Linked DNA regions of Homo sapiens: region 1 is linked to region 2. A link is a loop called in an ENCODE intact Hi-C map of the cell type or tissue named here. Cell type or tissue: PC-3. All regions are shown on one strand.

Region 1 (4,000 bases), 320 kb after region 2:
CACCCAGCGTTGGAGTAAAGGAAAAGATAATCCAACCCCATAGAGAGGGACTAGAAGGGTAGAGGCCATGCAAATGAGATAAGCAAGGTGAAGCCCTGTATTAGGGATGGCACTAGGACATTAAGAAAGAAACCAAAGACTGATATGTGTTCAATGCAAAAGACAAAGGTGATCCTGGAGATTAGAGCGACCTGTATGTTGATGGTGTTATTGACTAAGAAAGCTAATCTGTCTGACTGTTGAGCATGTATTTGAGAGTCAACAGGGGTGCAATTAATAATATTTGTAAAATGGCTTTGTAAAATACCTTTGATAAAATATTTGTAAAGTGACTTTGATAATAATTGTAAAATGCTTTACTGAAAGCAGGCTATGTCCTAATTCAGGATAGTTTCTTTCAGTTGGAGACAAAAGAATGATTTATAAATGATTCATTTGAATCCTTCATAAAATGTCTTACTTCCCACTGTATCTTTAAAATACAATCCTAGGGCATATGTCCAGAGTTTTAAAATTTGAAAATTGCAATTGTTTGGACACTGTAGAAACAAGACCAAGGATCCAGGCACCCTGGAAAGAACTGTATTCCCAAGGATTCCTTACAAAGGAAAGATGGGACTCCATCTCCTGCCTTTCTCTTACACTTGTCTTAGAAACCCTCAGTCTAAAACTTCTTTATTCCTGTTGGGATCTCCAAGCAACTGACAGTCGCTATCACTTTCGTATTGTCTCCTTACCTATATCACTACACTTCTCTCCTTACAAAAATTACTTGTTTAAATATACCCTCAACTCCCTTGCCCTACTCCTCCTCATCTGATCATTGACTTCAAGAATTAATATGCTCAGGCCTTATGGATATGGGGCCTCTGCACTTATCATCCTACATTTCTGGGGAGCCCTTATTATAATCACCATCGAAAGGAGTTTTAACATTGTGAAAATTGAGCCTCAAAGAAACTGAGTAAGGTCACACGTGGATGGCAGCATATGGATTCAAATCTAGTTCTTCTGGTACAAATTTAATGTTTGTAAAAGGGCCTGATTCTTCTCAAAATATGCAGGTAGAAAAAGAAAAGGACCTACTATAGAATGTCCTTACAAGAAATAAAAGAAGGAAAAGGAACAAGATAGGAAAGGATACCACTATCTTTAAAGAGTAAATATACAGAGAAAATAAAAATAATTTTAAGGTAAAATAATAAAGTATAAGCTAGATAAATAAATGCTAAAAAGATATAAAGGCAAGAGGTACTCAGAGTGACATAAGATTGTTTTTAATCTATTATGTGTTAACACAGAATCCAAAAATTATATCGTATTCTGCTATACCATTAGGAGTATTTCCTGAGGTTCAAAAATTAAAATAAATGATAAAATGTTTTAAATCTGGAAATTTAATAGTTTCCATATATTTAGAAATTGGGTTTGATCATGTTTTCTTCTAGGAGTGCCAAATGCTGTGTTTTCCCTCTCTACTTCAGTAAACAGGTCGTTTCTTAGTGCTTACCTCAGGGTACAACCATCATTATCTCACAGCTTAGTCTGAAGTTCAACAACTGAAACTCAGGGAATCGTCCACATAAATGAATGTTTAGCTCGTACAGCACTACAGAAAACAAAGTGCTTCTTTCTAATGGATGAATCATAACATAATGTGGACCTTCTCAAAAAAGAGCTTGACTCCTTTTTAATGTGCAGTTCTCTAATAATTTCATAAGCACTAAAGATTTCAGTCAATTTGGATTTTGGAGAATAAATAATTCACAATACAGTTCTTCACTGGAATGTGACTCTATTTCAGTGGTCCTCCTTCTTGACCAGGCATCAGAATCACTTGTAACGCTTTACAAAAACACTTGCTGAATCAGAACCTCTGAAGGTGCAGCCTGGGCTTATTTGTCTGAAAAAAGACTGCAAATAATTGTAATGCACAAGCAAGACTGAGAATTCAGATGTAAGGAATCCATAAATAGTTCTTTGATGAGATTTCCCTGAGGAGAGTTAGTTAGAATATTGCCATACAGACTTAAAAAAAAATTCAGCGTTCTTGATAAGGAGAACTTGACACTAAGAAGAGCTACCTCAATTTTATTGCTCCACAAAACAGCTGTCATTCCACAATCTGTACACCTCCAGGCTATCCCACTTTCAGCAGCTGCAATAAATTCCAAGCATATTTCCAATGCAAACTGACCCAGCCTTTGAATCCAAATGTCTTCAACCCTCTCCTAAAGTTTAACCATAAATGTTCACTTCGGTTCAACTTTCCATTTGTCTTATATTAGTCAGCTGGTATGGTTTAAACATTTATAGATAGAAAAGCTCAGATATGGTCCAAGTTTTATCGTAATCAAATGTTAACTGGGTTGTGCATGCTACCTAGTATTTGACTACTGTGGACATTTAAGAGTAATTACTGTCAATGAATCTTGGCTTTTTTTTTTCCTTTAGAAAACGATTACTAGACACTGTGCTATGTTCTGGGACACAACCACACCCTTAATTTGCTAATATTCTAATAGAAAAGCATTTGCTTGACAACTGTTTATTGAATGGATGCAAAGATGCATAAGATATAATCTCTGCATTCTGAGACATTACCGTCTATGTGAAGAGGCAGATTTTTGAACAAAAATTTCCTCTACAATTTGGTGTCATGAAAAACTAGAGTCATTAAAAAATAATTACAAAGGAAAATAAATATATATGAGGAAAGTCAGTGTAGGCCTTACAGAGAAAGTGGCATCTAAACTGGAAGAATGAATGGAAAGAATATTACAAACAGAAATATGCAAATCTCATAAACAAGCAAACCATAACACATTCAGGGAAAAGTGAGAACTATGTGGAATATTTAGCACAAGGCTCACTGACTCTCTCTGTTACCACCCTTGTCATCATTCTTAATAATTTCAACAGACCAGTAGATATCTGTCTAATTGCCTGGGCCTCTAGGCTTTCCATTTCCAACAACCATTTCCTTAATTATTCCAAGCTCCCACTCCTACCATTCTATCCTTGTCATTACAATAACTGCGTACACCTCTGAAATCTCAAGTTTAAGTTTTTCAAGCATTGTTTCCTGAAATACCACCTCCTACCATTCCTGTACACTTGCCTTAGGAACCCTCCCTCTAAAACTTCTTCATTCCTGTTGAGATCTCCTAGCAATTAACAATCCCTAGCACTTCTTCATTGTCTCCTTACTTGCATCACCTCACTTCCCTCCTTACACCAATTACCCACTTACAAATACCCTCAACTCCCTCATGCTACTCCTCATTTGATCAAAGCCCTGACTAAACTCAACTCTCTACCTATTCCATGCCCAAACACTGTCAATTGAACATAACTGGAGAAAAACTCCAAAACATGCCAACTAATCCTACTTTACTTTTATGACCACTGATGTCAGAAGAAATCATTCTCTTCCCAGAGCCTTAGCTATTGTTCTTCCTTTTGCTTAGACTGGTTTCCCCTCAGATATTCACATGGCTTGCTACCTTGACTTATTCAAGTCTTTGCTAACGTGTCACCTTTTTTCATTTTTTCATTTTTTTTTTGAGACGGAGTCTTGCTCTGTCGCCCAGGCTGGAGTGCAGTGGCGTGATCTCGGCTCACTGCAGGCTACACCTCCCAGGTTCACGCCATTCTCCTGCCTCAGCCTCCGGAGTAGCTGGGACTAGAGGTGCCCGCCACCACGCCTGGCTAATTTTTTGTATTTTTAGTAGAGATGGGGTTTCACCATGTTAGTCAGCATGGTCTCAATCTCCTGACCTCGTGATCAGCCGGCCTCGGCCTCCCAAAGTGCTGGGATTACAGGCGTGAGCCACTGTGCCTGGCCAATGTGTCACCTTTTTAAAGAGGACTTCCCAGGACTATCTTGTCTAATGGAGCCCCATCTACCCTAGCCTGTCTCTCTCTACCCATTAACTCTGCTTTATTTTTCTTTATACAACTTATCATGAAACTTTGTTTATCTTTGTCACCTCCACTA
Region 2 (4,000 bases):
AGATATATATTTTATATATATAATATATATCTTATATAATATTAAACAGTTTAGCCATTTGTCTTTATATATAATATATATAAATTATATATATTATATATATAAATGTATATATTTATATATATAAATTATATATATTAATGTATATATTTATATATATAAATTATATATATTATATGTAAATGTATATCTTTATATATAAATTATATATTATATATAAATGTATACATATATATTACATATAATTTATATATAATATATAAATTATATATATATTTCTATATATAATTTATATATATCATTTCTATATATAATTTATATATATAATATATATTATTTAAATTATATTATATATAACAATATATATAATAATATAATATATATAAATTATATAATATATATAAATATATAAAATAATATATACAAATTATATATTTTATATATATAATTATATATATACAAATTAATATATAAATTATATATATTTATATATAATTTTTATATATATTTATATACAAATATATATAATTATATATATATTTAATATACATAAATATATATAAATTATATATATATTTAATATAATTATATAAATTATATACATAATTTATAAATATATATAAATTAGATATATCTAATTTATATAAATATATGAATTATATATATCTAATTTATATATATGAATTATATATATCTAATTTATATATATGAAGTATATATATAATTTATATAAATATGTATATTATATATATAATTTACATAAACATGTAAATTATATATAATTTACATAAACATGTAAATTATATATATAATTTACATAAACATGTAAATTATATATATAATTTACATAAACATGTAAATTATATATATAATTTACATAAATATGTAAATTATATATATATAATTTCTATAAATATATAAATTATATATATAAAAAGACAAATGGCTAAACTGTTTAATATTATATGTATTAAATATTATATACATATATTATATACATATTATATATAAAATTTATATTTATATTATATATAATATAAATATATATTATATATACATATTATATATGTTATGTATTATATATAACATGCATATATAATATATAATTATATATATAAGATTATATTACATATTATATAAATAATTATATACAATTATATATTTATATAATTGTATATAATATAAATATATATTATAAATATATATTTATATTATATATTAATATTATATATTTATATTATATATTAATATTATATATATTATATATGATATATAATATTTATTATATATCATATATAATATATAATCTATCATCTATCATATATCATATATATGATATATATCATATATAACATATATGATATATAATATAATATATGTTATATATAATATATTTATATATAAAGACAAATGGCTAAACAGTTTAATATTTTATATATAATATATACTATATATTATATATTTATATAGTTTTTATATATTATATACAACATATATAATATATAATGTATATTTTATATATTATATACAACATATATAACATATAATATATATTTTATATATAATATATATTTAAAGACAAACGGCTAAACTGTTTATTATATATAATTGTAATATATATTATATAATAATTATATATTTTTATATATTACATATATTATTATATAATAATTATATATTTTTATATATTATATATATTATTATATCATGTATAAATTATAATATATATATTTTTGAAACAGGGTCTCACGCTGTTGCCCAGGCTAGAGTGTGCTGGTGCCTTCCCAGCTCACTGCAGCCTTGACTTCCTGGGCTCAGGCAGTCCTCCCACCTATGCCTCCTGAGTAACTGAGAGCACAGGCCATTTTCATAATTACCTTCATTTTAGACTTAGGTTACTAGTCAGCTTAATTTATGCCATCACTACGTGAAGCCATGAAAATGTGTTATATTCTATTCTATTCCTCAGATGAAATTTTGGTGTCAAAAATGTTGACATTACGCATTCATTTGCTCCTTTAAAGAGGTTAAATACAAAGCCATTCTCTTTTACTTAATACAGGTACATATCCTAGAGTCTCCTTAGACAGGAAATAATTAAGCCCACTTGTCATCCTTACCAAATTAGTGCCCAGGAAAAGAAGAAATCCCAGGAGAGGATTAGTGCGAATTTAAATCAGATATACAGCTAATCCAGCACCCAAGCTAGGGTTTGCATTTCAATCAATCAAAGCACAGGGACTTGCATTTTGACACCAAATGCAGAAAGTCAGAGAGCTATGGTTAGGTCTTGGAAGGCTGCTGATATGGAAATGTCTCCTGTGAGTCATTCCACTCTGTGGTTTAAAGAAATTGAGGACTTTTCCCAAGGTGCTAAAGGATGTGGAAGTCATTCTCCCACCCACTGGGTGTGGGTGCAATCACCGATGCATCACTGGGTGTGGCTGGGTTATGATGCAACATAAAGTCCTAGCAGTGCAGTTGCTTGGAGTGGGCAAAATTCAGCCTCACTTCAGGATAACAGCATTCAGTAGTGGCTTTCTCCACCTCCCAAGAGCAGAAATAAAAGAGATTGTTAAAACGCAGAAAGCGGGAATGAACAATTTTCTCCCCCTTTTGTTTAAGGAGGGGTCTAGAAGACAGATGTAAGTGAAATGAATTATAAGTCTCAACCTCCTTCACTCTTATCTGGAGTGAATAGACTGCTTTGTCATACAGCTGCCTAAGGCTAATCCTCCACACTCCCACAATCTTCTCAGTCTACTGCCTGAGTACCTTTGAAGCCAGGATTTAAAATCCTATAAATAGAAACAGGATTACTGGTTGCAGACTGCTGAAAAACTTTAAATGCTTCCTGGAAAGTGCAAGGAAGGATGTACAATGGCATGAGAAGAGGTGAATGGGGAGGAGAAATGTAAATTTTTAAGAGAAATAGTAAACTCTAACTTAACACAGTATTTCAATAAATCTGACTTTTCTTTTTGTGACCCTAAGAGATTTTTTTGATTTTCATAATTAGAAATTGCATCCAGGCAAGGCGTAGTGGCTCACGCTTGTAATCTCAGCACTTTGGGAAGCCAAGTTGGGAGGATTGCTTGAGGCCAGCAGTTTAAGACCAGCCTGGACAACAGAGTGAGGCCCTGTCTCTATGAAAAAAAAAAAAAAAACACGACATATTTTAGTTAGCTAGGTATGGTGACACGCACATCAAGTTACAGTTACTCAGGAAGCTGAGGTGGGTAGATCACTGGAGCCCAGGAGTTTGAGGCTGCAGTACGCTATGATTTTACCACTGCACTCCAGCCTGGGTGACAGGGTGAGACTGCTTGTCAAAAGAAAGGAAAGAAAGGGAAGGGTGGGGGGGGGAGAGAGAGAGAGAGAGGGAGAGAGAGAGAGAGGAAGAAAGAGAAAGAAAGAAATTAAAAGGAAGGAAGAGAAAGAAAGAAAGAAAGAAAGAAAGAAAGAAAGAAAGAAAGAAAGAAAGAAAGAAAGAAAGAAAGAAAGAAAAGAAAGAAAGGGAAGGAAGGAAGGAAGAGAAAGAAAGGAAGGAAGGAAGGAAGGAAGGAAGGAAGGAAGGAAGGGAAAAGAAAAAAAAAGAAAACAAAAAGAAAGAGAGGAAAAGAGAAGAGAAAAGAGGCCGGGTGCAGTGGCTCACGCCTGTAATCCCAGCACTTTGGGAGGCCGAGGCAGGTGGATCATGTGGTCAGGAGATCGAGACCATCCTGGCTAACACGATGAAACCCCGTCTCTACTAAAAATACCAAAAATTAACCGGGCGTGGGGGCAGGCACCTGTAGTCCCAGCTACTGGGGAGGCTGAGGCAGGAGAATGGCATGAACCTGGGAGGTGTAGTTTGCAGTGAGTGGAGATCCCACGACTGCACTGCAGCCTGGGCAACAGAGAGAGACTCCATCCCAAAAAAATAAAAATAAAAATAAAAGAGAGAGAGACAGAAAGAAAAGAAATTGCATCCAGTTACCTTGAGTTTTTACTTAGAAAA

Evidence for each region. Hi-C counts contacts between places; a loop is a spot of excess contacts. Peaks named below come from ENCODE experiments on the same cell type or tissue, not always from the same donor. Only the 100,000 strongest peaks of a DNase experiment are listed, where the experiment ranks them.
Region 1: it touches region 2 in a loop (5-fold over the local background); 1 of 110 quality-filtered maps calls a loop at or near these places.

What each region holds. Positions count from the first base shown.
Region 1 is chr12:89,773,735-89,777,734 of GRCh38, reverse strand. The region is part of intron 2 of LOC107984543 (a long non-coding RNA gene); the gene reads right to left. Among named protein-coding and RNA genes, the nearest start is that of ATP2B1-AS1, 67 kb to the right of the region's middle. In PC-3, no CTCF peak of the experiment used is centred here; a DNase peak (open chromatin) is centred at 2,184; H3K27ac peaks cover 1,762 bases.
Region 2 is chr12:90,089,842-90,093,841 of GRCh38, reverse strand. The region is part of intron 10 of LOC105369890 (a long non-coding RNA gene); the gene reads right to left. Among named protein-coding and RNA genes, the nearest start is that of LINC02399, 140 kb to the right of the region's middle. RefSeq lists an enhancer at 2,161-2,763. In PC-3, no CTCF peak of the experiment used is centred here; DNase peaks (open chromatin) are centred at 2,391 and 2,751; H3K4me3 peaks cover 1,160 bases; H3K27ac peaks cover 2,240 bases.